2 separate regions of the Homo sapiens genome follow, and region 2 is linked to region 1. A link is an interaction called in ENCODE POLR2A ChIA-PET data of the cell type or tissue named here. Cell type or tissue: CD4-positive, alpha-beta T cell. All regions are shown on one strand. Each heading gives the region's core, and the rest is flanking DNA. Links, peaks and the distances in the headings are about the cores only. Region 1 overlaps LOC112268076 (translation initiation factor IF-2-like). Region 2 holds the start of LINC02754 (long intergenic non-protein coding RNA 2754).

What was found. Peaks named below come from ENCODE experiments on the same cell type or tissue, not always from the same donor. Only the 100,000 strongest peaks of a DNase experiment are listed, where the experiment ranks them.
Region 2: POLR2A ChIA-PET joins it to region 1 with 6 read pairs; 2 of 35 experiments call an interaction of 5 or more read pairs at or near these places.

Annotation. Positions count from the first base shown.
Region 1 is chr11:67,949,287-67,964,934 of GRCh38, forward strand. LOC112268076 (translation initiation factor IF-2-like) reads right to left here. Exons shown (of 4, transcript XM_047427952.1): 2 at 15,186-15,223; 3 at 6,196-6,740. Among named protein-coding and RNA genes, the nearest start is that of UNC93B1, 47 kb to the right of the region's middle. In CD4-positive, alpha-beta T cell, for the core only: CTCF peaks have their summits at 6,654 and 6,859; DNase peaks (open chromatin) are centred at 5,855, 6,285 and 6,575; H3K4me3 peaks cover 834 bases.
Region 2 is chr11:67,877,840-67,893,487 of GRCh38, forward strand. The region is part of intron 3 of LOC112268076 (translation initiation factor IF-2-like); the gene reads right to left. It overlaps LINC02754 (long intergenic non-protein coding RNA 2754), which reads left to right and starts at 6,589. Exons shown (of 3, transcript NR_183627.1): 1 at 6,589-7,189; 2 at 10,314-10,485. In CD4-positive, alpha-beta T cell, for the core only: no CTCF peak of the experiment used is centred there; DNase peaks (open chromatin) are centred at 6,792, 7,102 and 7,492; H3K4me3 peaks cover 1,949 bases; H3K27ac peaks cover 2,440 bases.

The DNA of each region.
Region 1 (15,648 bases), core at 3,168-11,167:
ACAAGACATTCTCTTTACAAAAATAATTATTAAAAATAAAATTCAGAATTCTATTTTATTTATTTATTTATTTTTGAAACAGAGTCTCGCTCTGTCACCCAGGCCGGCTGAAGTGCAGTGGTGCGATCTCGGCTGACTGCAACCTCTGTCTCCCAGGTTCAAACGATTCTCCTGCCTCAGTCTCCCAAGTAGCTGGGATTACAGGTGTGTGCAATCACACCTGGCTAATTTCTGTATTTTTGGTAGAGACAGTTTTGCCATGTTGGCCAGGCTGGTCTCGAACTCCTGACCTTAGGTGATCCACCAGCCTCGGCCTCCCAAAGTGCTGGGATTACAGGTGTGAGCCACTGCACCTGGACAGAATATAAAAGATTCTTTAATTCAACTAAAACATTAAAACATAGATTATTTCTATAAGTGGTAATTGTTCTAACATGTTTTGGTCAAAATAGTCTCCTTACCCATCCACAATTAAATGGTTAATTGACATTTGATTGGATATTGATAAAGTTTTCAAATCATGATTGACTTTTCCAATGTACAGTAAAATGTGCGTGAAAATATTTCATAAAAATTAATATTTAAAAATGGTCAGGCACGGTGGCTTATGCCTATAATCCCGCACTTTGGAGGCCAAGGTGGGCCGATCACTTGAGGTCAGGAGTTTGAGACCAGCCTGGCCAAACCTCATCTCTACTAAAAGTACAAAAATTAGTCAGGTATGGTGGCATGTACCTGCATTCCCAGCTACTTGGGAGGCTGAGGCAGGAGAATCCCTTGAACCTGGGAGGTGGGTTCCCCAGGCTTAGAGCAAAACCCCCATCTTGTCTGTCTCCACTCTCATCCCAGGCAATCACAGTCATTTCCACAGCCTCAACCACTGTCTACCTGGGATGCCTCCCAAGCCTGAGTCTCCAGCCCAAACCTGCCTTCCTAGCCCCAGACCCATCAGTCCTGGCACACATTGCCCCCTGGGTCCCAAGCAACCTCAGCCAGTGAGTCCAACGTCAACTTCCTGTCCTTGCCTGACACTGCCAGCCCTGAGATCAGACTTGACCATTCACCTCCAGTACCTGATAGGTCCATCAGTGCTTTGGAACATATCTCACAAACATTCCCCAAACCAGGCACCAGACTCCACACATCAACACCGTCATGTGAGTCACCAGCATCCCTGGCAGGGACCCCTGTCCCAGCCTCCAACTCATCTCCTTCCTGTCCCTTGAGTTCTGTGTCACATTCCAGAGGCCACAAGAAGAAAAATGACCACCTTAATGAAATTAAAAGAATTGAGAAGACATTTCCCTATGGTCCAAAGTCTTTCCAACTGAGAAACACATATCAAGATCCAGCCTGCCAGCCCTGCGGTTAAATGTTCCTGAAATAATTAAAGCCCAGGGTGACACAGCCCCCACTCCACAAGTACTCCCAGCACAATAAGACTTGCTTCTCTGCAGGGGCTTGAAATGTCCAGTGTGTACCTTGCCCCTCTCTGTCATAGCTAACAGGAATGTGCTCCGTGTCTTCTTCCTGCTCAAAGGACTGTCCACCAACCTGCGCAGGCAGCACTTTCGGCCGGGAGGGACGAGAGGACTTCCCACCATTTCCCACTTACGCACTGCATTCCTCAGGAGCCTGCCTCACAAATTACAAGAGCGCCACAGCAGACACACCACATTCCAGCGGGTGGCCATGTCTTCATGTCAGCTTGAAAGATCATCACCAGGGAAATATCTATATCTCAGCAGAGAGAGCTTCAGCCTGTGTAGTCCAGCTGTGCTCAAATGGAAATCCAGAAACCCAGATGTTGGTCCAAACACCCTGTCTTGGAGAGCCGGCTCTGCAGGTCCCCAGCGTGGGAGTGAACTGGGTGGGCCACCTGCCCTGCCTGCCCACATCCCTGCCTCCTGGAATCCTGGACCCTGAGAACCAGAGGGATGTGGTGGGGAACAGGCAAGTCTTGTGCAGAAAGCCAAGATGCCACCCAAATCCACTCTGCAGTCTAGGTGGGTGATATTCTGGTCTGCACCGTACCAGCGCATGAGGGGATGGAGGATGGAGTCTAGACAAGCCAAATGTAAAAAGATATTGCCCAAGTATTTTGTGCTTTGTCTGTGTTACAATGCTATGCCCAGCCCAGCGTGGTGGCTCACACCTGTGATCTCAGCACATTGGGAGGCCGAGGCAGGCGGATCACCTTAGGTCAGGAGTTTGAGACCAGCCTGGCCAATGTGGTGAAACCCCATCTCTACTAAAAATACAAAAATTAGCCAGGTGTGGTGGTGGGCACCTGTAATCCCACCTACTCGGGAGGCTGAGGCAGGAGAATCACTTGAGCCCAGGAGGTGGAGGTTGCAGTGAGCAGAGATCATGCCACTGCACTCCAGCCTGGGCAACAGAGTAAGACTCTGTCTTAAAAAAAATAAAATAAATAAATTCTATGCCCAGCATTTTCCATGTACTGTCTTATTATCTCAGTAAATCCCATATAACCTTCCTATGAAAGTGTATCTCATTTATCTCCATTTTATAGATGAGAAAACTGAGGCCCCTGGAGTAGTATTAATTTTCCAAGACCGCATTGCTCATAAAGGGTACAGCAGGGACCCAAGCTTGACACTCTCACCCTCAAACATTTCCACAAGTGTAGACCAATGGCTGTCAACTGGGGTGGTTTTGCTCAAGTACTACTCCCTTGCTCCATGATATTTGAAACCGTCTGGAGACATCTAGGGTAGCCATAGCTGGGAGGGTAGAATGGTACCTAGAGGATGGAGGCCACAGATGCTACTAACCATCCTACAATACACAGGACGGCCCCACGACCAGCACCACGAATGGTCTAACCCCAAGTGTTGTGACTGTGCCAAAGCTGAGAAACCCAGGTTTCTCCTCAGCAAGAAGGAAAATCCCTGCAACACGGATGCACCTCTACAGGAGCCCCAGGCTGACAATAACCTTCCTCATCTGGTTTCAACCCTGGATGCTTTCACCTGGTGCGTCCATCAGGGATTTCAGGGACTCCAATGAGTTATTACCCTTGAATGCTTGGTTCCGCCTGACAACCCTGAAATCTCTGCTGAGGTGCCTGGTCTTGAGGAAGGCTCAGCAAGTGGTTGAGGGTGATAACCAAATACCTAGGAGAGACTTTTCTCTCCCTCCAGGAAGAGCTGTTGGTCAGACACACCCTGGGATCATTCACAAGCGGTCAATAAAGGCTTGGGGAGGGCCAGGTTTTCTAGGCCTTCTCAATGGGGTGGGTGTTTATGGATACACAAGAAGCCTGAGAAACTTCTGATATTGGCAGGAAATCAATGCCCCCCACCCTCCACCCCCCCACCTCCCCACCATAAACACATGCCCTGCAGCAGGACTTGGCACTCAGGGGCTCCTGGGGTCCCGATTTACCTGCTAAAACATCCTCTAGCCACCACCGAATAAAGCAACCCCTTGCCACCCAACCGCGAGATCTCAGCCTGGGAGCCACTCCAAGGGACATCCAGTCACATTAAAACCTCAGCCATCCAGAGCACCAGGCCTGGTGATGAGAAAGAACATTTTATCCTTAAAAGCATCTGAATGCCCATGCTGCTTCTTGCAAAGTCCAAAATAATCTGCTATTAAAGAACGAGGATGGTTTTTACCAAGCTAATGGTCTACGCAGACAAAATCTCATAAAAGGGCACTCTGTTCTTCTTGATCCACTCAGACATGGCCTGTGAGTGAAGAAATGGACTCTCCTCCTCAAATAAATCACTGCTGATTCTCACACCAGCCTGACACTGCCTCATGGGTTCTTCAAAGAGAGTATTCCCATAGAAACTAAAAGGGAAGAGGAATGGGTCTGGCGGGCATTGTGGGCAGCAGTGGGCTTTGGGCCAAATTTTAAGTTTGAAAATCAAGATTCCCTCTTTTCAAGGGGCCACCAGACTGAGCAGATACAGACACCGTGAAAAGAGGGTGCCATGTTCAGATTCAGGAAACAAGGATGGTTTCTGTTCAGTTCCTCCATCATCCTTCAGGTCATGCGATTCCCATTTCCCTCCGTGGACCAAACAATTCAGTGGGGTTTCTGCCTTTTAAATATTTCATTATCAACATATCATCATTTTAGCCTCCAGAAAGCATTTTAACATGGAGATTCTGGCTTAAGACTCTTGTGGGTCTGTCTGTCTCTCTCTCTTTTCCTTGAAACGGTCTCACTTTGTCAACTAGGCTGGAGTGCAGTGGCATGATCACAGCTCACTGCAGCCGGACCTTCCAGACTCTAGCAATCCTCCCACCTCAGCCTCCCAAGTACTTGGGACTACAGGCACACACCACCATAACTGGCTTTTTTTTTTTTTGGTAGATATGAGGCTTCACCATGTTGCCCAGCTGGTCTTAAACTCCTGGGCTCAAGCAATCCTCCCCTTTCAGCCTCTCAAAGTGCTGGGATTATTGGCTTGAGCCACCACGCCCAGCCAAGAACCTTGTCTCTTGTGATGCACCCCAGAACAAAACATCACTGCAAAAACACACCAAGGCATGAGTTTTAGTCCTAAGTCCCATTTATCCACCATACACTATGTGCCAGGCACAACGCTAAGTGCTTCTATGGACGAGCTTCCCTTAATCTCAGCAGTAACAACCCCAGGCAACGAGGCCTGTTGACAGATCCATTTGCCACTGAAGACAGTAAGGCTCAGAGAGGGTAAGTGGCTTGTGCCATGTCAGCCAGCTAAGGAGGGGCAGAACCAGGATGCAAACCCCAGCCGCCTGGCTCCAGACTCAGGTTCCCAAGGTCCCACTACACTTGGTCACTCCACTGCATTCTGGTATCCTGGTCTTTGGCAGAGTCCACGTAAAAGAAGGAGGTAGAGGGAGTGAGAGGGACTTCATGCAATAAAGTTTCCCGGCGTTACACTGCCATCGTAATTGTGTCCCCGACCAGGACCTCTCCCTTCTCATCCTTTCCGTGATCGGCCCTGGAAAACCTTCCAGAGAACTGTCCTCCTTCTCCCAGGATCTCAGAGAAAATTCGCCTGAGTTCAGTGTCCAGGTGACCCAAGCTCTGAATGCGGTAACGTGCACGGGGAGATAAGGATGTCACCATGAGCAAGCCTCCCAGACGGCATCCAGGAGCAACCCCAAGACTGGGCAGGGGGGCTCTGATGCCGCCCACGGCGAGGAGGGCTGCCCGTGCTGCCTAAATGGGTTCCGAATGAAGGCCGCCCTCTCGCCCATGTGGGGCTCATTAACCACGAATCCAATTATTAAGACAAGCTCAGCTGAGCAAATGGTCAAACATAAAAACATGTGGAAAGAACAAAGAGGTCAACCCCATTATCCATCAAAAACCATCAAGGTGGCGGCCCTCACTGAGGGGTACAGCTCTCCAGTGGGCCCTCATCTGCCCTCCAAACCCATGTGCCTCCTCAGTGGAAGGCCAGCAAAGCCACACAGGAAGAGTTGGTGTAGGAAAGCAGAAAGTGAACTCCAGGAGGCCAGGCTGGCCACGGAGCCCCATCCCACACACACAGGCCCGGTAACTCAGGGGCTCACGTGTGCAGGACACCGGGAGCTCACAGGGACAGCGTCCCGGGGGATGCAAGGAACTTTCCCTCTCTGTCCCTCTCTGTAGGGATGGAAAGAGGAGAGCGATTTCTGGGATGTAAGCCATCTGCCTCCTCTCAACTCTCGCTGCCCAACCAGAAAGGGAAGAAAAACAGGAAGATGCGGGGCAGGTGAGGAGCTGGGTGAGCACCGCCAGCCCGCAGCCCAGCAGAGCAGGGCTTGGCCAAGCCTGGCGCCAGGGACTTCCCCCCTACCCCCGCCACAAGCCCCTCGCCAGGTGAGAGGCACTGACAGAGTCCCAGACAGATGCCCCAGACAGGACGCTCAGCGCAACCCCCGCCCCTTCCCCTGCTAGGGGCCCCCAGGACGCGGGGCTCCCCCTCCCCTTTTGGCTAGCCGCAGAGTCCAGCGGGTCTCTAGTCCAGGGACGTCGTGGGAGAATCAGGAAGTCGAAGCCACACAGCCGAGAAGGGGCAGCTGGCGTCTCGGAGGCCGTCGCGAGCTGTCACTCCGCGCCCGCCGGAGTTGTCGCTCAGTTACCAACTTCAACCCGGGGCCGGCCACGGAGCCTCCCGCCGCCCCTACCCCGCGTCCCCGGCACCCCCGGCACCCCCGGACCCCCGCGCCCGCGTCACTTACTCCTCTGCCGTCGCCACCTGTCTGGGTGCCGGTCTCCTTCCTGCCTGGCCGCGGTGCGTCCTCCCCGTCATCGGGCTGTGCGCTTCCCTCCTCCAGCAACAGCCGCAGCCTCTTCTCTTCGGGAGTGACGTCGTCCTCCTCTCTCCTGGGCCGGCCATCCCTGCCTCGGGGCTTGCCAGTGGCTTTGGAGCTGCCGGAAGGGCTGGCCATGGCTCCGGGGGCTCTGCCTGCACCTGGGGAAGAGGAAGGACCCGGCGCGAGCGGCCTGTCGGCGGAGCTGGGGCGTCTGAGCGCGGGCTCGGTGGGTCCGCGCGGCGCGGAGCTAGGCATCGGGGCGGGCGTGGGCTCCTCCGCGGGCCGCTCGTTGCTCTCTGGCGCCCTCTGCTGGCCGCTCGCGCCCACCGCGGACACGCCGGGCCCTGGCCTGCGCTGAGCTCGCCTGCCCTGGCCCAAGCAGTCGCTGTCCCCTGCCTGCGGCCATGCCCGCTCTGGCCAGGCCCTGCACCTCCTCCCCGCCCCAACCAGGTTGCACCCCGATGGTCTCCCTGCCCAAGGAGGAGAGAAGGGACGCCCCGAGAGGGTGGACATCAGCCACAGCCACCTTGTCTTTGCTCTTACCCTGTGTCTTGCATGATTTGGAGGTGGTGGGAAAACCGAGGCTGCTCAAAATTCGTGGAGAATTCCGCCTGCAGGATGACATGAATGCACCTTCGCGTTGCCTACCAACAGATCTTTTTTGAGCATCTCTGTGGACCAGGCGTGGTGATGGGGGAGGGGATATTGTGGTGAACATGACAGGCATGGCCTTCACACAGTAGGGCTCAGCCCTGGGTGAGAAGGCATTGAGAATGGACATTGTCAATTGGGCAAAAGGAGGCCAAGAAGAAGTGCTGGGGGCATGGGAACTGAAAAAGACAGGAGGCTCAGCATGTCTTGGCGCTGGGAGATTGACAGCAACAGCGGCTGTTCCAAAGGAAGCAACAGCTGAGAGACGTCTCAGAGAGTTGTTCTCAGCCCAGTGGAGGTTGTTCAGGCAGAGGGAACAGCGTGTGCAAAAGCCCAGAGGCTGGGAAAGAAGCAGAAAGAGGACTGTGGGGCTGGAGCGTGGTGGGCAAGAGGAGAAAGGTGTGGTGGGCAGACAGATTGCCTGGGACCCAGCCGTGCAGGGGCAGAGGAGATAGGGGATCCTTGCAGGCCCCTAGCCGGGGCTGAGGCACAGAGACAATGCAGGTGGGCAAAGGGAGGAGACGTGGAGAAATATTCTGGAGGCACGCCCTGATGAATGAGCCCAGGATGCACTCTTAGTGTCAGTGTGGAGCTCCTTCCTTGGCTGTGTGATGAGCTGAACTCGGGGGTATTTTCTGGACATTGAGGTGCTACACCAAGAGTCCAGGACAGGCTGAGCACCAGCAGCTCCTGGCCCACCTCAAAAGCAGGAGAGACAGGGGAGACTGGGGATGCTGGGGTGGAAGGGGAAGCCAGGAAGGCAGGAGAGGCCAGGGAAGCAGAGGAGGCCAGGGAGGCAGTGGAGGCAGGAGAGGCTGGGGAGGCTGTGTCCTTTCCATGATTCTGCCCAGGATCCTAGGCCCCTGAACTCCCTGAGCTTCTCCACCCCAAGCACTGGAACCATGTTGCACAATGGTCTCTCCACTAAGCTCCTGATGGCGGACCCTACCCTGCTGTGCTCCCTATTTCAACCCTAACAGCTCTCACAGTGGGCAGCACATAGTAGGTGCTCAGGAAACACTGGTGGGAGAGCACATGGGTCTGCTCAGCACCTTCCTCTCTCCTCCAGCTCTCCCCTGTCATGAAATAATTCTGATAACGACACATGGGCTTTGGACTCTCTTCTATTACTTTCAATATGCTAATCCATCTATACCTCACAGCAGCCCTGGGGGTGGGTGCTATTAGGATGCCCATTTTACAGAGGAGGAGACTGAGGTATAAAGAGGGTAAGTGACATAGGCACACTACAGGGGCCGGGGCCAAGTGATTGCAGCACTCAATCCCCAAAGGCAAGGTGGACGCAGTTACCATAAAAGACAGCAGAGTCAAAGCTGCAACCAGAACAGCCTGACTCACAGAGACCTATGGTGCCAGCTGATCGTGGCATTCCTAGAAGTGAAATAGGTAAGAAGCCTGCCACATTTTTACTTGATCTGTGTTTGCAGAAGAGTTCTAGGTCAGGTGAGTAGAAGTCTAATCTGAATCATAACAACAGAGTCACAGTCCCCAGTCAATTCCCAGACATAAGCCAGTTCACAGACCCGGAGTCCCTTGTCTGAATGGGAAGCCAGGTCCCCTCCAGAAAGGACTCTGCTCCACTGCCAAAAATTTATACTGTCAATTTTTCTCCCAGCCTGCCCCCAAAGGAATACACAGCCTTTTACCAGGATGACTGAACAGGGGAAAAGGAACTAATGAGATCTGTGCAGGATCACTGGACACAGGCTCTGAACTGGCACTAGGGCGAGACTAGGGTCTACCAGTCAGAATAGGCATTTTGGAGGTCAGGTGAATGTTGGTGCAAGTTCATGTCATGGTAAATCCATTGGGTCCCCAAATCCATCCTCTGGTTATATACAAAGTGGCCTTGCTGAGATTCAAATTCAGGGCATCCAACAGAGAGGCTGTGCTCTTACTCATGAAACATTCTGACACTAGTAACCAATTTAAAAATGCAAACACCTTCTGGGGCTAGCCAGAGTCCTCCAAACAGTCATGTAAATTGGTTCTGTCAAGGATTTCCTCCTACCACCTGCTGAGAGCCAGTTGCAAGGAGAGACTAGGGAAGGGCATTGGGTAACTTTGTTGCTAAAACTCTTTTGGATAAAGACTTTTGGGAAAAGAAGCAAATAGAGTTCAGCAGAAGAGGTAAGAAAGTAAGTTTATGTTTGGCCAGGCACGGTGGCTCACACCTGTAATCCCAGGACTTTGGGAGGCCGAGGTGGGCAGATCACGAGGTCAAGAGATCGGACCATCCTGGTCAACATGGTGAAGCCCCATATCTGCTAAAAATTCAAAAATTAGCTGGCCATGATGGCACATGCCTGTAGTCCCAGCTACTCGGGAGCCTGAGGCAAGAGAATCACTTGAACCCAGGAGGCAGAGGTTGCAGTGGACCGAGATCATGCCAGTGCATTCCAACCCGGCGACAGAACAAGACTCCATCTCATAAAACAAACCAAAACAAACAAACAAACAAAAAAGCAAGCTTATTTTTAAGCCTGAACAAATGTAGTGGTTTAGGGGTTCTGCAAATACGGCCCCAATCAGGCTACAAGATGTTGTGGCAGCAACACTTACACCCAGTCACTCCTGGCTGGCTGAGCCACTTTTCAAAACACCCTTGCACAGCTGTGCAGAGCGGCTGGCTCCACTGGCAGCCGGCAGAGACATAACTCACACTGTCACCACTCCCCTCAAACCCTTTTAGTAAGCACTTTTTTTTTTTGAGACGGAGTCTTGCTCTGTCATCAAGGCTGGAGTGCAGTGGCGCAATCTCGGCTCACTGCAAGCTCTGCCTCCCAGGTTCATGCCGTTCTCCTGCCTCAGCCTCCCAAGTAGCTGGGACTACAGGCACCCGCCACCATGCCAGGCTAATTTTTTGTATTTTTAGTAGAGACGGGGTTTCACCGTGTTAGCCATGATGGCCTCAATTTCCTGACCTCGTGATCCACCCGCCTCGGCCTCCCAAAGTGCTGGGATTACAGGCTTGAGCCACCGCCCCCGGCCTGGTAAGCACTTTTAATCAATGCAACAGGAATAAACATTTGCTGCAGAGCGGCAATGTGCAGGGAGGAACATTGTTCCACTCAGGCTCAGAAAGCAAAACCTCCTGGCTGTTTGCATCTATGCAAGAGCTCGCAGGAAAAACCATCTGTGTGGCTGCCAGCCTCACACACTACCCCCAAGGGGTGAGTTTCTCTTTCCATGTTAATCTATGCCCTGATGTGCCATCTGTCAACCACCACACCATTCTCAGTTGACATTTCAAAGCATCTTTGCCCTGTGAATGGTCACCAGCCCTGCCCTGCAAGCCCCCAGGTGACATTGAACTTAAATGAGAGAGAAAACAGGTTTCGGGGTGGATTTCAGTTCAGCATCTTGGAGTCTCTGTGTGGACATGAAATCTGTCTCCCCAGCCGTGGGCTGCATCCTTGTTTGTCATCTGGTTGGTTGTTGGGGACTTGGAAACTCGTGGGCACCTTTGCAATTTGTCAAGAAGCTGCACGGCCCTTCCAACAAAAGCAAGCAATAGGAACAGAAGCCCAAGTCTTCAGATCAAGGTGCGACTTAAAGCTGCCTCAGTGTAAAAGGAAACAGGAGTCAGAGGGATGCCTAAGGCAGAGTCTAGTCCCCAGGGCAGCTATAAGGCAAAGAGAAAGAGAGAGAGATAGACAGAGACAGAGACAGAGACAGAAAGACAGAGAGAGATGGGAGGAGACATGAGGCACCCAGGCCTCTGCATCAAAATCCCTACAAGAGGGGCTTCCTAAAAATGCAGGAGGCTGAGGTGGGCGCACACAGAAGTTCAAGACTAGCCTGAGCAACATAGAAAGACCCTGTCTTTACAAAAAAATACAAAAATCAGCCAGGTGTGGTGGTGCATGCCTGTGGTCCCAGCTACCTAGGAGGCTGAGGTGGGAGGATGGCTTGAGCCCAGGAGGTAGAGGCTGCAATGAACCGAGATAGCACCACTGCACTCCAGCCTGGGCAATAGAGTGAGACTTCATCTCAAAAAAATTTTAAAAATTTTTAAAAAAGGATCACTATGGCTACTTGAATGGATGATAAGAAGGTAAGAGCAGAAGCAAGGAGACCAGCAGTGAGATTCTGCAGGCGGGAGTCCACAGTGGCTCAGACCAGGCTGGCGCTGAAGACCCTCTGGATTCTGTATATATTTTGATGATGAAGCAACTCACTGACTCTTGAAGAGTGGGCTCTAGGAGACTGTATTTTTAACAAGCTCTCAGAGGATTCTAATGCAGGCTGAAGTTGAAGAACTCCTGATTTAGGTGAAGCTTCTGTTTCATCCTAGGGGAAGTACCTACTGAATTTTCTCCAAGCCACCTCAAAAGAGGTGCTAGACAAGATGTGCTCCAATGTCTGAACATGTGTGCACAGCTCTAGAGCCGACCTCAGGACACCGAGTCAAAGGTTAGGAGTACAACAGTGAACAACCAACATCCTCTTTTCAATGAGCTTTGCATTTAATGAGAGAAATAAAAAGCAAAAAAAGAAATCATTTTCAACTCACAATGGTAGGAGTTATGGTGACAGTATGCCTGGGGCAATGGGAGCACAAAGAAGGGGCACCCAATCGGCCAGGTGCAGTTGTTCATGCCTGTAATCCCAGCACTTTGGGAGGCCAAGGTGGGTGGATCACTTGAGGTCAGGAGTTCGAAAACAGCCTGGCCAACATGGTGAAATCCTGTCTTTACTAAAAATACAAAAAAATTAGCCGGGTGTGGTGGTGGGCACCTGTAATTCCAGATACTCAGAAGGCTGAGGTGGGAGAATTGCTTGAACCCGGGAGGCAGAGATTGCAGTGAGCCAAGATCGTGCCACTGCACTCCAGGCTGGATGGCCAGAGCGAGACTCCATCAAAAAAAAAAAAAGCCAGGAGATGGTTGGGCATGCAATTTCTATCAGGTGGTCGGAAGTCCTTCTCCACCACAGGACTCCTCAGTTGAAGACTAGAAAATGGTAGGAATTAGCCAGGTTGATAGGAGAGGTGGGGAAGATCATTCCCAGCAGAGGGAAGAGCATGTGCAAAAATCGAGACGTGAGAGGGTGAGAAGCTGAGAGATGTTCATATAATTGTAAAAAGTGACTAATATAGAGGTAAGTTGGAGCCAAATCTTAAAGGCTCTTTGTCAGGTTTATCCTGTAGACAAAAGGAGACAGTAGATGTTTTTAGGCAGGGGAGTAATGATCCACTTTGTGCTATAAAAAGAGCAGTCTGGCTGGAGGAGAGTGGGAGGTGAGTAGACCAGGTAGGAGGTTGCAATACACCAAGTGAGACAAGATGGTTGGCTGGACCAAGGCTGTGGCAGTGAGGATGGAGAGGAGACAGTAGACTAACTTGACTGAGAAAGAGGGAGGAATGAAGGATGAGGCCCAGGTGTTTTGGAAGCTGGGTGGATGGTGGTGTGAATCTGACGGGGTGAGCCCAGGCAGAAGAGGAAATCAGGAGAGGAAAGGTAAGATGAGGTCAATGCAAGACAGACAGCCAAGTGGAGATAACAACTGGGCAGTTGGATTCATCAGCCTGGAGTTATACAGAGAGCTCTGGAATGGAAATAAAGAGGAAAGGACTTTGGGAATAGGTGAATCCTCCCAGAATAATGTGTAGAGAAAGGAGAATAGAACACAGGGGACAGAAAAAGGGAAGAGATTTGTTATTAAAACCAACCATCCATCAGATATCTTCCGATACAACACTTGTTGGAGGTTTCCTCAGTGTGAGTTATTCAGGACCAGAGCTAAAGACCATATTCCCAATAAAATCACTGCTGGGAAGGTCTTCATGAAAACATTTAATGCTGCTTTTAAAACAACAACAACAACAAAAAGGCTTTAGCTACTGCACAGACCCTGGAGCAATTTTTCGGCAAGAGTCTATCAAACACGAATCTGATCTGACTCAAGGAGGTGTCATATCAAGTGTAAAAATCCAATTCCAATGTCCATAAGAGCCTTTCTGCCAGGTACAAGACCCTAATCCAGTTGAGTGATTTTCTATTGATTAATAGGCTGGGAATACGCAGGTTGTTGGTTTTTGAGATTTCCCTCCCTGTGCCTTCATGCCAGCTGTGAAAGAGTCAAAAGGCTCCTAACTGTCAAAATAAAAATGACACTTGGTCACAGAGGAAACAGGGTATAGGTCAATCACATTGATGACTTTTTAACTATGAGAAGCCATTAATGTTACTGAATAAGCAAATCTGTTTGCATAACCAGATTTTTATAGGCTACTGGGAATAAAGGTTTTCCTAAGTGGGTGATTTGTACAACGATAGCCTTTGGGTCTCTGATGGAACAGCTCTGATGAGGAAATGTTCCTTTAATTATGCGGAAGGCCAATTACCACATTATAGCCACATTGTTTTGCAGATTGCATATAATTTCACCATTTCCATAGCTTCAGCACTATAATTCTGGAGAAAATTCAGGCACCAAGAAGACACTTGAGGCACATTATGCTGGAGACAAAGATGTTTTAACAAATTCAATTTAAGCTTCAACATTAAAGTTATTTTGTTGAATAAAACATAATGCAATAATGAGCTTGTGTATGTCAACTCTATAGTGGAGGTAATAATAGCTAGAGAGAGCATGTCCCATCTCCTCTTTTTAATGCTCATTCGAGTAATACATAATTCTATAGAGAGAACCTTTCTCTAATATGTGCTTCATCTCAGGTTAAGCGTGTTTTGTGCAACTGTGCTTCATGAAAAAAAAAAAGGTAAGGGATCTAATTTGGGAGCCATTCACAAAAGTGCTACCACTTGATGCTATTTTATACTCTGAGATTTCTTATTCCCAGTGCCTACCAGGAATGGACTTTCTGGAGAAGCTCAGATTAATCACTCCTTATGAGAGGTGACAGTGTGCTGGCAGCCCTCACAGCCCTCGCTCACTCTCAGTGCCTCCTCTGCCTGGGCTCCCACTTTGGTGGCACTGGAGGAGCCCTTCAGCCCATGGCTGCATGGTGGGAGCCCCTTTCTGGGCTGGCCAAGGTCGGAGCTGGCTCCCTCAGCTTGCAGGGAGGTGTGGAGGGAGAGGCATGAGCTAAAACGGGGGCTGACCCCAGCACTTGCCTGCCGGCTGGAGTTCTGGGTGGGGGTGGGCTTGGTGGCCCCGCACTAGGAGCTGCCGGATGGCCCTGCCAGCCCCGGGCAGTGAGGAGCTTAGCAACTGGGCCAGCAGCTGCTGTGCTCGGCTTCTCGCTGGGCCTTAGCTGCCTCCATGTGGGGCAGGGCTTGGGACCTGCAGCCTGCCATTCCTGAGCCTCCCCCCTCCATGGGCTCCTGTGCGGCCCGAGCCTCCCCGACGAGCACCGCCCCCTGCTCCACGGCGCCCAGTCCCATCGACCACCCAAGGGCTGAGGAGTGTGGGTGCACAGAGAGGAACTGGCAGGCAGCTCCACCTGCAGCTCCTGTGCAGAATCCACTGGGTGAAGCCAGCTGGGCTCCTGAGTCTGTTGGGGACTTGGAGAAAATTTATGTCTAGCTAAGGGATTGTAAATACACCAATCTGCACTCTGTATCTAGCTCAAGGTTTGTAAACACACCAATCAGCACCCTGTGTCTAGCTCAGGGTTTGTGAATGCACCAATCGACACTCTGTATCTAGCTACTATGGTGGGGACTTGGAGAACCTTTGTGTGGACACTCTGTATCTAGCTAATCTAGTGGGGACGTGGGGAGCCTTTGTGTGGGGAGCTCAGGGATTGTAAAGACACGAATCAGTGCCCTGTCCAAACAGACCACTCAGGCTCTCTGTAAAATGGACCAATCAGCAGGATGTGGATGGGGCCAGGTAAGAGAACAAAAGCAGGCTGCCCGAGCCAGCAGTGGCAACCGGCTGGGGTCCCCTTCCACACTGTGGAAGCTTTGTTCTTTTGATCTTTGCAATAAATCTTGTTGCTGCTCACTGTTTGGGTCCACACTGCCTTTATGAGCTGTAACACTCACCGAGAAGGTCTGCAGCTTCACTTCTGAAGCCAGCAAGACCATAAACCCACCGGGAGAAGTGAACAACTCCAGACATGCAGCCTTAAGAGCTGTAACACTCACCGTGAAGGTCTGCAGCTTCACTCCTGAGCCAGCGAGACCACGAACCCCACCAGAAGGAAGAAGCTTCGAACATATCTGAACATCAGAAGGAACAAACTCCAGACACGCCACCTTTAAGAACTGTAACACTCACCAGGAGGGTCTGCGGCTCCATTCTTGAAGTCAGTGAGACCAAGAACCCACCAATTCCAGACACGTTTATAGACTTGGCACTGGGAGGTCTGCATGGAGCAAGTGAAGAAATCAGCAGAGTGAAGATAGAGGGAGAACAACATGATGGGGGAAAGGCAAAGTTACTGCCATGTTGGTTTCAATTCTGCCACTCATGAGTGAGACCCATGACCTCCTCTCTCTAGGACTCTGTTGTTCTTATCTGTAGAGTGGAGGAATAGAAGGGCCTTTTAAAGTATTAACATTTCCTGACCTATCTGTAAAACGCTTTCATTCAAACTGATGGGAATCTTGACTACTTTGCCAAGAGGACATAACAATCATCAAGCTGAATGCACCAAACAACATTGCCTGAAACTATCTAAGCAAAAACTGAGAAAGTTGCACAGGACAGACATACCTCCTATAAGAGGAAGAACTCTTTAGCACATGCTTAGTGTGTCAAAGACAATGCTGTGTTCACACCATTCCTCTT
Region 2 (15,648 bases), core at 3,448-11,447, 71 kb before region 1:
AACCCCAAGCAGATCCTGAAAGAGGGACAGGATTGCAAGTGGATTATTTAGGAGATGATTCCAGGGAACACCAATAGGGGAGTGAGGAATTGATTCATGGAAAGGCAGGAGGCCACACAGGGGGCTTCAATGAGCAGCTTACCACTCCAGGCAACTAGGATTTGACCCCACTGGGGACCTCTGGGAGGTGATGTGGAATATATTTCAAAGTTGTTCCATCCAGGGGGCAAAGATATTGAAGCATTTATAGCCTGGCTCCCATCCGTCACTGGCTGAGGACTGGTCCCAGGGCATCAACTCTCTGGCTTTTCTTTTTTCTTTCTTTTTTTTTTTTTTTGAGACACAGTCTTGCTCTGTCACCCAGGCTGGACTGCAATGGCATGATCTCGGCTCACTGCAACATCTGCCTCCCACGTTCAAATGATTCTCTTGCCTCGGCTTCCTGAGTAGCTGGGATTACAGGCACCTGCCACCATGCCCCGCTAAATTTTTATTTTTTGTAGAGAAGGGGTTTTGCCATGTTGGTCAGGCTGCTCTCGAACTCCTGACCTCGTGATCCACCTGCCTCAGCCTCCCAGTGTTGGGATTACAGGAGTGAGCCACTGCGCCCGGCTTCTGTGGCTTTTCTGACATACTCCATGCCTGACTTTGAGAAAGCCCTCATGTGAAAGTCTTGGTAGTATGCAGTAGCAAGCATGTACTAGAATGATAAAAACCAAGGGGCTTACCACAAGATCTCTCTCTCTGTCTCTGTCTCTAGCTTTGTCTGCATCCTGGCTTAATTTCTTCTTACTCAAGCCTTTTCTCCATAAGGCGAGAAACGTGGCCACAAAAGCTTCTGTATTTCTCACTACACACAATTCCTGTCATCACAGAGAATGATTAACTAGGTCTAGTTCCAGTTTGGAAAAATATTCAAGGGAAGAATTCTGATTGGCCAATTTAGGCCAGATGCTCATCCCTGGACCAATCAACTGAGGCCAGAGGGGTGGAGTCATTTGAGAACATGGCAGCCCCCATGGGAGCCACATGACTGGAGTAGGAAGTGTGAGTCTCTACAGAGGGGAGGGCTGCTAGGCTGAAAAGGCAATAGATGTCTGCAGTGAAAGGAATAGATCAGGAGATACATTCTGTTAAACCTGTTAATTATTTGAAAAAAAGAGAAACTTTCAATATACAGTCACAGTATACGTGAGCCGGTGGCTCACGCCTGTAATCCCAGCAATTTGAGAGGCTGAGGTGGGCAGATCAGAGGTCAGGAGTTCGAGACCAACCTGACCAACATGGTGAAACCCCGTCTTGTGCGCCTGTAATCACAGCTACTCAGGAGGCTGAGGCAGGAGAATCGCTTGAACCAGGGAGGTGGAGTTTGCAGTGAGCTGAGATCATGCCACTGCCCTCCAGCCTGGGCAACAGAGTGAGACTCCTTCTCAAAAAAAAAAAAAGTTACATTGTGGTTCCCCCAGCATGATTTATCAGAAAGGAAAAACTTACAATATGTGTATTTCCTATGCACAGGCTACTGCTATGAATTCAAATTCTTAAATTCCAAAGATTAATTAAAATGTTTCTCAAGACACATAAACTGTTAGAATCTGCTTATAATGAGGCTGAAGTTGAGTAAGAAGAGAACTGGCATTTAGGACACTACTTTTCTTCTGTCGAGTACTGTCAAGTTTTGGTTCTGCCTGGAAGTAGATGCACCTCAAGGGAGGGTTGCATGTAAAGGTGTGTGCGTGCGTGCGTGTGTGTGTGTGTGTGTGGTAGTTTCCAAAAATGGGTACAACTTTCTGCAAATGCTCGTGCAGTATAATTGAACCAATCTTTCCTTTAAGAGGTAGAGTTTATACTCCTCTACATGAATCTGGGCTGCCTATGACTTGCTTTGTCCAGTGAAATGCTGCCAAAGTGATGGTGACCAACTTCTAGCCGTGAAAGGAAAATAAACCTTGGGGCCCCAAGATCACTAAGCTAGGCTGGGCTCGGTGGCTCACGCCTGTAATCCCAGCACTTTGGGAAGCTGATGCAGGCAGATCACCTGAGGTTAGGAGTTCAAGACCAGCCTGGCCAACATGACAAAACCCCGTCTCTACTAAAAAATATGAAAATTAGCCAGGCGTGGTGGCAGGCGCCTGTAATCCCAGCTACTTGGGAGGCTGAGGCAGGGAAATTGCTTGAACCCTGGAGTTGGAGGTTGCAGTGAGCCGAGATCGCACCACTGCACTCCAGCCTGGGCAACAGAGCGAGACTCTGTCCCCCCACCCAAAAAAAAGTTACTAAGCTAAAGAGAAAAGTCAAGCTGGGAACTGTTTAGGGGAAACCTGCCTCCCATTCTATTCAGTCACCCCTTTGCTCACTGAGATAAATGTATATCTGATTGCCTCATTTGGAGAGGCTAATCAGGAACTCAAAAGAATGCAACCATTTGTCTCTTTACCTATGACCTGGAAGCCCCTTCCCCTTGTCTCACCTTCACCTGGAGTTGTCCCGCCTTTCCAGACTGAACCAATGTACAACTTACACATATTGATTGATGTCTCATGTCTCTCTAAAATGTATCAAACCAAGCTGTGTCCCTACCACCTTAAGCACATGTTGTCAGGACCTCCTGAGGCTGTGTCACAGGCATGCGTCCTCAACCTTGGCAAAACAAACTTTCTGAATTAACTGAGACCTCAGATTTTTGGGGTGCAAATAGTCTTAGGCCTTGAGAGCCCTCTCGTAGTTTCCATATTTTTGCCCTCATGCATGCTGGCACCAAGAAAACCTTGGCTATCCTGCTTAAAGGGCCATTTGGAGAGGGGCTCTGGAGGGCGAGGGGCCACATGGAGGAAAACAAGGTTCCCCGGCTGACAACCAGCACCAACTGCCAGGCACATGCATGAGGTCGTCCTGGATGTTCTGCCCAGCTGGCCCTCCAGCTGCAGGTAGCCACACAAATGAGCCCAGGTTAAACCAGCCAGGAAGTCCCCACGCAACTCACAGGGTCATGAGCAATAATGGCTTGTGGTGGTTTAAAGTTTCTAATTTTAGGTGCAATAGGTAACTGAAACAGCCCACAAGGGTGTGAGCCTGTGGAGGGTGCATTTCCCACCTGCTGAAGCTTCTCAATTCCCAGGATCCAATCCAGATAAGACTCTTGTTCTCAGTGTCCTTGATGGAAACGGCAATGAACTTTTTGCAGATTGGACCATCTCGGAAATCCCAAAGATCGGAAACTATTTTTTTTCTCAGAATCGTCCACACAGCATTGAGCCTTAGGAATTTCTAAGAAGGATCTGGGATGAAAAACAATCTTTTGAAAAGGTATTTGTGTAGCTTCACTTCAGCAAGATTCATGGTGGGTGTTAGACAAAGTGCTGGTGTTAAGCCAAACCATGTTTTTCAAAGACTCATCTGGCCTCAAGGTTGGCAGGATCAGAGTGGCCTCCCAGGATCTATCACATCCTCAGAAGAGTTGGTTCAACTGGCATGTACCCAGATCTCTTTGAGCTAGTATGACACTCCCTTGAGTCAAAGGCTGCCACATCACATCTCCTTTAAGTCCCCCTAAGTACGACCCCAGAAGTATTGACAAAATAGTGCTATTCCTGAAGATTTCAGGAGGACATAAATGAAGAGACTGAACTGCAAGGTACAAAAACTTCCATCTTTGCTAAAGACCCTCATCCAGGCTGGGCACGGTGACTCACGCCTGTAATCCCAGCAATTTGGGAGGCCGAGGTGGACGGATCACCTGAGGTCGGGAGTTCAAGACCAGCCTGACCAACATGGAGAAACCCCATCTCTACAAAAAATACACAATTAGCTGGGCGTGGTGGCACATGCCTGTAATCCCAGCTACTAGGGAGGCTGAGGCAGGAGAATCTCTTGAACCTGGGAGGCGTAGGTTGCGGTGAGCTGAGATCGTGCTATTGCACTCCTGCCTGGGCAACAAGAGTAAAACTCCATCTCAAAAACAAACAAAAAGTCCTTATCCGATAGTCATGCCACTCTATCTGGCCATGTAATTTCTCCTCCTGGCTTTCTGTAGCAACAGCCTTCTGAGGAACCTCACTCTGCCGTTCAAAACCCCTTCAACTTGTACCCTTCATCAGCAAAGTACTTAGCTCAACAGGTATGCCTCTGGGGGAACTCATCCACATGCCATTTAAGGATATTTCCAGCAACATCATCTTCACTACCCCAGGATGGCATTTTAGAGTGGATGACGTGCCTGCTGGATTTGTTGTACTCGAGCGAGTTAGAGAAAACGCTACACTTTGAGACGAATTAAGAGTCTGTTTATTTAGCCAGCGGCTAAGAAATGGCTAACGTTTAAAGTTCTCTCGACCTCGAAGTAGAGGCTAGATTTTCTTTTATACTTTGGTTTAGAAAGGGGAGGGGGTCTAGTTAAAACAATTTTACAGAAGTAGGCAAAAAAGTTAAAAGGATAAATTGTTAAGGAAAGTAAACAGTTCTAGGTCTAGGGGCTTTAAGACTATTACAAGGTGATAGACGCGGGGCTTTGGGCGTTATCAATTGGACGAATTCCTGGGAACTGCGGATATTGCTCGCCACAGTTTCTTATCAGTTAATTGCATTCTTCGATGTGCTGGGAGTCAGCTTGCACAAGTTAAGTCCTTGAGGAAGGGGCTGCCAGTGAAAGAGCCAAGATGGAGTATGTCTGGCTCTCGTAGCTAAGGGAGAGTCAATTCAGGTGGAAACAAGGCTAGGTGATTAAAAGAAAGGGAGAGTCTAAAAACAGGGTTAGTAAAAACAAGGTTGGGCATTACATTCCTCATTGTGTTTTTGGGGAATCAAATCGTTGATTCTTTAGTTATAACAAGGGGTTTATATTGAGTTTTAAGATACATAAGTTTGACAGAAGCTATGTGTTGTTTTACAAAATTAATAAACTAATTTAATATACAAGGTCCAAAAATTAGACTTAATACTAGGATGGGGAGGGGGTCTGGCTAACTTAGTAATTAGAATAGTTAGCTCTGGGTTCTAGTTGAACATGCTTTGATACTAGGGGATGTTATTTTCTTGTTCTTGTTGGCGCTTATCTAGATTTTCTTGCACTTTCTGGAGTGTATCTTTTATGACTAAGAATGGTGGAGGAACAGTTAAATCAACTTTGTCAGGGTGTTTCTGGAACATAGGGTTACTTAGATCAGTTAAAGGCCTGATTGGCTTGGGTGGGCTTTATGAGACTAGGGTTTTTTTGGATAGTGAACATAGACTTAACATTAAATCCTGGGATATAGAATCTTAATCTTCATGACATGCCATGATACTATTGAGTTGAATTAAGGTCATGGACAGCTATAGTAAGAGGATTACAATTTTTCTAGTACATAATTTAGGATGAGAAGCACGACTTATGGAAAGAGTTGAAGATCTGGTTGATCTTTTAGAGTAGGTGGCTAAAGTTACACGTGTCTAATCAGGGCAGAAAAACTGATAAGTATCTTGACAGCTAGCATCAGGGTGATTTCTAGGACAGAGGTAAAAGTCAATATTTTGGAGTCTTTTTTCTGCACTTTTGGAGCTTCTACACTTAGTTTGGCTCTTGGAGTGTCTGAATCTTGCTGCAAGGTTGACACTTCCTGCTCCTGGGACTGGCAGATTGTGTTGTTTTTCGTGGGTATGGACTGGCTTTGGGAATAGTACAAATAAATCAACTGCAAAGGAGACTTCCTTGGAGGTACTGGCCTTCTAAGTGGTGTTTGCAAATACACGTCCTGTTGTGAAAGAGGTGAGGAGAAAGGAGTAGGAAGGTACAGAGGACGTAACTGGCAAAAACAAATAAGTGAGGTAGTAAAAAGAATGTATCTAATGGCTTCACCTGACTTAGGCGCAGTTTTAAGGGGCCTGACTTAGGCCTGGGGACTTATGTTTTTAGTTGGGCTCTGTTGGCCTTTTTGATGCGGGAGTGATGAATCTAGGCAGGAATGCCATCTACTTTCAGAGCAGCTGGCGTCGTGAGGATGACGGTGTGAGGTCTTTTCTAAGCAGGAGTGAGTCTTTCTTTTTGGAACTTTTTAACAAACGCTAGGTCTCCTGGCTGGAATGAATGGCAGGACTTTTTCTGGTCAGGAACTGGATTGGGATGGGCTCCTCGAACAAGTGGCAGGATGATCTCTTGTACCAGTTGGAGAGACTATAGGTACTGTAATAAATTAGTTTGTGATATTTCTGCTAATTTGGCATCCCTTAGCTTAGGCAAGATAGGCAGCGCCTTCTTATACATGATTTCAAAGGGTGAGAACTTAGCCTGGTAAGGGGTGCACCTTACTTTAAGTAGGGCTAAAGGAAGGAGACTTACTTAATTTACACCGGTTTTTAAGATTAATTTTGTAGGAGTGTTTTTTAGGGTGTGGTTCACGCTTTCTACTTGCCTGGAACTCTGGGGCTGATAGAGCTCCAGGCAATAGAGGCACAATGGAGCTTCTATTGAACGTTTAACGCCTTACTGACTGACTGAGCTATAGGCGAGGTGAAGGCTGCTCTATTATCAGACTTTATGGCAGCAGGCAGCCTATATTGAGGGATGATTTCATTGCGTAAAAACTTAACTACTGTGTTGGTGGTTTCGTTTTCGGTAGCAAATGCCTTAGTCTATCTGGAGAAGGTGTCTACTAGTACTAGAAGGTATTTGTACTTAGCCTGGTGTGGTTTGACTTCTGTAAAGTCAATTTCTTACTTTTTTCTCGGCGAGTTTTTTCAGAGACAGTGGCCTGGGCTGGGTTTAGGACTTTGTTTGGCATTTACTTGGGTGCAGGTTGTGCACTGGAGAGCGGCTTAATCTGATAGGCTTTGAAGACGGGGGATCTTAAAATGGCTCCGGAGGAGCTGAGGTAGCTTTGCTCTTTTTAAGTGGGTGGTAGACTGCAGGTGACTGATTAAAGTTTCTTTAAGAGTTCAGGATATGAAGATTCTAGAGTCAGGAAGAATCTACTAACTTTCCTGATTTTTATTGGCTCTGAGATCTGAAGCCAGTTTTTTTGTTGTTGTTGTTGTTGAGTATACGGGATTGTCAGGCAGATCTGGCTGAGGAAAGGAGACTGTGGGCAGCAAGTTTAGAGGCGTGACTGAAAGTTGCGCTGCGACCTGAGCTGCTGAATCAGCTTTCTAGTTACTATGGGCAAAGCCGTGTTTTCTTTTTGATGTCCTTTGCAGTGGATCACAGCTATCTGCTGAGGTGAGTAGCCTGCTTTCCTGGTAGATGGCTTTATGTACATGCACAGTAGCAAAGGCGTACTTGCTGTCACTGTAAATGTTAATACGTTTATTCTACTTTATCGGAGAGCCTGAGTGAGGGCGATCAATTCAGCCTTTTGTGCTGAGGTGTTCGCTGGTAAAGCTTGAGCTTACAACACATCTGTCTCCGTGGTAACAGCTGCACTGGCTTTTAATACTTCCTGCTTGAGGAAGCTGCTCCTGTCTGTGAACACGGCGGCATCTGCCTTTTCCAGGGGCACATCTTGAAGATCAGATGGGCCAGTTTCGATAGTTTCTAACAGTTCTTGACAGTCATGAGCAGGAATAGTGCAGTCTGGGTCAGGATGTAGCGAAGCTGGATTGAAACACTTTGTGGGAGAGAAAGTCAAACCAGGCTGATCTAACAGTAAACTTCGAAACTGCAAGATGCGAGCATTTGACATCTATTTGCCAGAAGCACTTCGTAGTAAGGTCTTTACAGCATGAGGAGCTGTAAGGGTTAAATTTTGGCTTAGAGTTAACTTATCATCTTCTTGGACTAGGCTTGCTGTAGCCTCTATGGCTCGCAGACAACTTGGCCATCTAGAGGCCACAGGATCTAGCCTCTTAGATAAATAGGCCACTGGGCATCTTTAGGGTCTTAGAGCCTGAGTCAGCACCTCTTTAGCAACTCCTTGGCTTTTATGGAGATATTAGGGAGGGCTAAAGCAGGGGCTTCAGTTAATGCTAAATTAATGGGCTATTTCATTCTGCACTTCTTGGATAGCCGCCACTAAGATTTTTGTTTGTCTTTTGAATGATTTATCAGCGGCCTTTTCAGCTGCCTGTGTTGTTTTTGTTTTTTAACCTTTTGATGGTCAAAAGCTTTTTGGACTATTTCTAAAAGCTGACTGATATTTATTCTAGCAAATCTTTCTAGTTTTTGGAGTTTCTTTTTAATATCCGGGGCTGTCTGAGCCACAAATGCTAAATTAAGAGCACGGCTATTTTCGGGAGCTGCCGGGTCAAAAGGGGTGTAAATCCGATAAGCCTCCTGGAGGCGCTCTAAAAACGTTCTTGGTGACTTATCGGGCCTTTGGACAACGTCGGTCGTCTTAGACAAGTTTATGGGTTTCTGAGCGGCTCTTTTAATACTTGCGAGGAGATACCGGTGAAAATCGTCTAAAGCTCTCTTTCTACTTGAGGAATTTGGGTCCCAGTTAGGCCGGGTAGAGGGAAAGACCTCCTCAAGGAGGTTTCTAGCTTCTTCTTCCGGTCTATTGGCTGATGTGAGGAAGTACTTTTTGGCTTCTTTTTGGATACGTTCTTTCTTTTCAGAGGTGAAAAGGGTTAAAAGGAGCTGTTGGCAATCATCTTAGGTGGGCGGGTGAGTCCAGAGTACAGACTCTGTCAGAGAGGTCAAAGCCTGGGGCTTTTCAGAGAAGGGAGGATTATGGGTTTTCTAATTACATAAGTCAGAAGTAGAAAAAGGGACACAAACTAAGAAGGGTGCTGAGCGCTCGTCACCTGGAGGGACTTGTGCCTCTCTCAGTGGTAGTAGAGGGGCTACTTCTTCCTGCCACGGTCATGATTGAGAGGCAACGGGTGGCGAGTCTACAGGGGACGTCGTCGAGCAGACATGGGATAACTTTAAGGGAGAAGGTTGGTTGTAAGGCGGTGGGACTGGGTGAGGGAGACTCTCCTCTTCTTCAGAGGGAGGCAGTACAGGGGGAGCTGAACTGGCTGAGGGTCGAGGCGAAAACTCGGTCTGGCTTAGGAGGACCTTGGAGGTAGAATTATGAATGGCTCATGAACGGAGCCATGGAGAGTGGATCCTGACTAAACTTAGCTATTGATCAATGTAGAGAAACTGATCAGGGTGGCTAGGAGTTTCAGTAACAACCTGCCACACAGCTTGAACAGTTGTGAGGTTCAATGACCCTTCAGGGGGCCACTTGACTTTAAACTTTGGCCATTTTATTTTGCAGAGTGTCTGGAGCTTACCTTTTTTAAGGCGGACTTTATAATCCTCTGAACTGAGAGAAAAATTCTGCAGCATACATTGGAGAGGGCTTTAACTTTACAAGGCTGGGAGGAAGTGTTTCTTATTTTTTTTTTTAAGGCAATTTAATAAGATTTGAGCATAGATATTAAACTTAGCATGGACAGAGAAACTTATTTCTTGGGGGACTGGCATAGTGAAAGAACAGAATCAATATGACTAGAAAGAGCAGAAAAACTTAAAACAGCTAATACTACTTGCTACATTGCTGTAGCTTTAAGATTGAGGGAGGAGGACTAGAGCCAGCCTGAGATCTTCTGGGTCAGTTTGATCTAGGCGTTCTTCTTCTTCTTCTAGATCTGCGCTTTAAATACTTTTGGTGTCTTTATGACTTAAAGGCAAATAGCTTAAACTTAGCTTTTTCTTTTAAGGGTTTAAGGAGTGAGAACAGAGCCAAGTCCTGGAGACGGTGAACTTGCTGTCGCACCAGAAAACGAGATGTGCAGGATAGGGGGCAGGGACAAGGCGGAAAAGGACTACTCGGATCATTTTTAAGATGGGAGAGTAGCCACAGAGGAGCAGAGTAAGAATCTAAACGAGGTAAAGCAGTACGGGCGTACATTTCTTTACACGGTGTTCTACTGAAGGGCACAGGAAAAGTTACAGAATGACAAGAGAGGTGAGCAAGGAAATCTACAGGGTGGCTGTTTTGAATTCACTACTGGTTTAGTTTAGAGGACGTCTAATCACTTGTACGTGGAATATGATGATCTAAATACTTACAACTTTCATGGTGCTAGAAATCTTAATTAGGGAAATGTTTTTCACACTTGTTCTTGTAACAACACTTGATTTGCTTCTGGCAGAAAAGACAGGACTGTGGTGACCAGCCTAAATGATTGATGAGAAATTTAACCTCCTGTGACAAAAAATCAGCACTAAGGACTTTGAAGAAGTTTTTACTTAGACGTCTTGGGCAATATCAACGTCTTAACATGCAAAACTTTGACAACTACTAACAAGACAATAGACACTGAACAGAACAATCAACATAAAACAAACAATTGACTTTAGGGCATGTAAACAGTTATGACAGTTTCTTCCTTTTTTTTTTTTTTTTCAGACAGACAAGGGGAGGGGCTCCTGTGATGGGATCAGTCAGATGCCTGCCTGGCCGCTCCCCCTGAGGGGACTTGGGCTCCTCTTAACATTGGCAGGCTGGTATAAACTTCCGGCTCAGATCAAGCTATGCCTGATGCTGCCTTAAGCCTTATGAGGTCGCCACGGAACCGCAGGTGAGGGTCTACTTGAACTCCGTAGCTTTAGCCGTGGAGCTACAAACTGGAGGACAAGCGCAAGCCCTTGTCCTCACTCATTCATTATTCACACAGAGTATATAACAGTTTTTTTTTTTTTCTTTCTTGGAGATTCTTCAAGAAACTTGAACAAGAGAAAGATGAGAGATAGAAAGAGAGAGAGAGTGACCGGTCTGCCAGAAACCAGGACTCAGTCCTCCAGCATCCTGGGATGTGGACTGAGTCAAGGGAGGGCCGCTGTCAGAGCCACTTCCCTCCTAGAAAGAGACACAGAGGTGCCTAACAGAAAACCAGGGCTCTACCTTCTAGCGTCCTAGAGAAACAGGCAGAGTCAAAAGAGGGACACCCTCATCAGGGCCGCTTCCCTCTTACTAGAACTGAAGTCAAATCTGACCTACCTGACCTCAGGGTCAGAAGTCGAGGACTCAGATGTGGAATTTTTATGGACACCCACACGGTAGTCGATCCGCTCTCCTCTGAAAGACGGTCACCTTTCGGGGACCTAAAAATTTTTTTTCAGGTGGCACCCCCCCTACAAGCCGGCCGGCCTTCTGGGGGAGCCCAGAGCGAGCCCGGCTCTTGCCTGGTGGCGTTTCTTGCTGGGGCCTCCGAATGTTGTACTTGAGCGAGTTAGAGAAAATGTCACACTTTGACATGAATTAAGAGTCTGTTTATTTAGCTGACGGCCAAGAAATGGCTAACTCTTAAAGTTCTCTTGGCCCCGAAGAAAGGGCTAGATTTTCTTTTATACTTCAGTTTAGACAGGGGAAACGGGTCTAGTTAAAAGAATTTTACAGAAGTAAAGTAGGCAAAAAAGTTAAAAGGATAAATTGTTACAGGAAAGTAAACAGTTCTAGGTGTAAGGGCTTTAAGACTATTACAAAGTGATAGACGTGGGGCTTTAGGCATTATCAATCGGACAAATTCCTAGGAACTGCGGATATTGCTCGCCACAGTATCTTATGAGTTAATTGCATTCTTAGATGTGCTAAGAGTCAGCTTGCACAAGTTAAGTCCTTGAGGAAGGGGCTGTCAGTGAAAAGGCCAAGATAAAATCTATCTAGCTCTCTTAGCTAAAAGAAAGTCAATTCAGGTAGAAACAAGGCTAAGTGATTAAAAGAAAAGGAAAGTCTAAGAACAAAGTTAATAAAAACAAGGTTAGGCATTACAGATGGGGTCATCCTTATATTCAGCACAGCGTTTGTCCTGAAACTTCAATGGAGTGCTCCTAGTTTGATAACTTGGACCATGCCAAATAAATTGAATTTCTCTTTCTTAACAACAGATGTTTGAATACAGCCCCGTGACCCTTTCTGCTCCTTCCTGCCTTCCTCCTCTCCTCTTCCTTCCCTTCCTTTTCAAGAGCAGGGTTTGCAAACTTTTTCTTGAAAGCATCAGATAGTAAATATTTTCGAATTCGTGGGCCATACAGTCTCTTATAGTAGTTGCTCAACTCTGCCACCCATAGCATGAAAGCAGCTGATATAGTTGAATATGAGTCCCCACCCAAAACTCATGTTGCAATCCCCAGTGTTAGAGGTGGGGTCTGGTGGGAAGAGATTGGATCATGGGGGTGGATTTCTCATGAATGATTTAGCCTCATCCCTTTGGTCCTGTCCTTGCAATAGTGAGTGAGTTCTTGCAAGATCTGGTTGTTTACGAGTGTGTAGCACCTCCCTCCTTACTCTCTTGCTCCCACTTCACCTTCTGCCATCATTGTAAGTAAGTTTCCTGAGGCCTCCACAGAAGCTCAGCAGATGTCAGTGTCATGCTCCCTGTATAGCCTACAAAACTGTGAGCCAATTAAAGCTCTTTATATATTGCCCAGTCTCAGGTATTTCTTTATAGCATGAGAGAACAGCCAAATCCAGCAGCCATAGACAATATGTAGCAAATGGACATGACTGTGTTTCAATAAAACTTTATTGACAAACACATGCACAAGCAGGTCAGATTTGGCCCATGGGCATTAGTGTCCCAACCTCTGCTCTGGAGTATTCTCTTCAGCAACCTCTGCCTCCTGGGTTCAAGCAATTCTCCTGCCTCAGCCTCCCAAGTAGCTGGGATTACAGGCACCTGCCACCACACCTGGTTAATTTTTGTATTTTTTAATAGAAATAGGGTTTCACCTTGTTGGCCAGGCTGGTCTCAAACTCCTGACATCAGGTGATCCAACCACCTCAGCCTCCCAAAATGCTGGGATTACAGCTGCCCACCACCACACCTGGCTAATTTTTGTATTTTTAGTAGAGATGTGATTTCACTATGTTGCCTAGGCTGGTCTCGAACTCCTGATCTCAAGTGATCCACCTGCCTCGGCCTCCCAAAGTGCTGGGATTACAGGTGTGAGCCACTGCAGCTGGCCTCTAGATTTTTTTTTTTTTGATCGTTGCTTATTTGGTTTGACTTTCATTTTTTCCCCCATTGTGGTAGTCATTTTCTGAACGCCTGTTAGTTTGTCCATCTCTCTCCTCTGTAGTCCCTAGAGTCAGATGAACTCCTCTGCAGGTGCAATGGTGTAACACACTCTAGTGCTGAATTTTGAGCAGGAGAAAGAGAGCAAGAGTGACCAGTACCCTTGGAAACTCTGGCCTCCTGAGAATTTGGTGTCTTCCCTGCAAAGGTTGCAAACCTGTTAACCCACAGGCCGGAGAGAGAGAGAAGTCAGAATCACGATCTGTTAAGCTTGAGTTTAATATTTGATGCACAGAGATCACTGAGTTTTTTGATAAGAATTAGAGGGGGAAGAAATAGCCAGAGAACAATTTCTATCTCCAGGTGAGGATTCAGGAGATAATTCTGCGAAAAGAACTTCCTGAGAACTAAGATGGGGAAAATCACTGGTATTAGAAGAGTGAAAAGGTCAGTAATTAAGGCTACAACTGTGCTCTTAGAGGCAAAAGAAGAAAATGAGACTGCCAGGCATGAATAATGAGAAATCTTTGATGGAATTAGCCATGCAGAACAGATATTAAATGCATCCTCATTCTTCTCATAGTCAAAAGTATTTGCCTAAGCTGGATGGGAAAAAGAGAATCCCATTTCACTAAGTATAAAAGAGGGGATTTTAGAGAAGGTCTCAGAAGAAAGAGATGTGGCGGTTTGGTGAAACTCACCAGAGGCTGAACCCTCTCCAGCATAACACACGGATTGGGAGGAGTGGGGTGGCATTAGGCCAGGTGCGTAGCCCAGTGCTGCTCTCTCTGGACTTGTTTGCTAGCTGAACTCATCCATTTGCATAATTTTCAGTGCCATTTCTCAGCTGATGAGTCCTGAACTTTTGTCTTGAGGTTAGACTTCTCCTTCAAACAGCAGTCTTAAACACTCAACTTCTTTCTTGTTTTTTCCACTTGTCAACTCATGAACACCTCAACCTTGTTAAATCCAAAGCCAAACTCATGGCTTGGAGTGGTAGGTGATGGCTGTAATCCCAGTGCTATGGGAGGCTGAGGTGGGAGGATTACTTGAGGTCAGGAGTTTGAAGCCAGCCTGGAAAACACAGTGAGACTCCCTATCTACAAAAAAAAAAAAAAAAAAAAAAAAAAAAGCTAGGCATGGTGAAGTGCATCTGTAGGATCTGTAGTCCTGTTACATGGCAGGCTGAGGCAGGAGGATCACTTGAGCCCAGGAGTTTGAGGCTGCAAAGAGCTATGATTGCACCAATGCACTCCAGCCTGGGTGACAGAGCCAAAGTCCCTGTCTTAAAAAAAAAACAAAAGCAAAACTCTTTTTCCTCCTCCTTCTCCATGGGCTCTGTCCGTGCCATCTCTGTTCTGTAAATGGCACCACCCCCTGCTGAGCTGCTCAAGGTGGTCATAACTCATGTGTTGTGCTAACTCTGCTTTTGCCCTCTTCTCCAGTCAGAAGTCCTGTGATTCTAAACTTTATCCAACTTGTCCACTCTCTCTATCTTCACTGTCATTATCTTTGCCTAGGACACCGCTATCCCAGCTGGGCTACAGCAGCAGCCTCCTAACTGGTCTTAACTGGTCCTCTGCACCTGCTCTCCATGCTCAGCAATCCATTTCCTACCTAGCAGCTTCAGTGATCTTAAGGTGTCCATTGAGTCTCATCCCTGCCTTTCCTGCCCATGGCACATAGAATAAAATCGAGACCCCGAGTCTTCTGCCTGTTCCTGCCACCTCTCCAGCTCTCTCCTATCTCCTCCCCTTGGCCTACTCTATTTCAGCCACTCTGGCCTCCTTCTGTTTTCTTTGACTTTCAAACCTTTCTCCACAACAGGGCCTTTGCACTTGCTGCTTCAGCCTGGAATGATTTTCCTCTGCACCTCCCCAAATTAGACCATCCTTTAGGTCTCAGCTAAAATGGTGCTTCCAGACAGCTCTTTCCTGACCCCTTTATAAAGTGGACTTCCCTGCTCTTCTCCACCTTAACCTCATTATTTCTTGTTGCGGGAAGTCAGGGACCCCAAATGGAGGGACTGGCTGAAGCCATGGCAGAGGAACATAAATTGTGAAGATTTCATGGATATTTATCAGTTCCCAAATAATACTTTTATACTTTCTTATGCCTGTCTTTATTTTAATCTCTTAATCCTGTTATATTCATAAGCTGAGGATGTACATCACCTCAGGACCACTGTGATAATTGTGTTAACTGTACAAATTGATTGTAAAACATGTGTGTTTCAACAATATGAAATCAGTGCACCTTGAAAAAGAAGAGAATAACAGCAATTTTTAGGGAACAAGGGAAAACAACCATAAAGTCTGACTTACTGCAGGGTTGGGCAAAAGGAGCCATATGTTTCTTGCACGGAGTCTATAAATGGACGTGCAAGTAGGACAGATATTACTAAATTCTTTTCCTAGCAAGGAATATTAATATTAATACCCTGGGAAAGGAACGCATTCCTGGGGGGAGGTCTATAAATGGCCGCTCTGGGAATGTCTGTCTTATGCAGTTGAGATAAGGACTGAGATATGCCCTGGTCTCCTGCAGTACCCAAAGGCTTACTAGGGCGAAAAACTCTGCCCTGGTAAATTTGTGGTCATACTGGTTCTCTGCTCTCGAACCCTGTTTTCTGTTGTTTAAGATGTTTATTAAGACAATACGTGCACCACTGAACATAGACCCTTATCAGTGGTTCTGCTTTTGCCCTTTGCTTTGTGATCTTTGCTG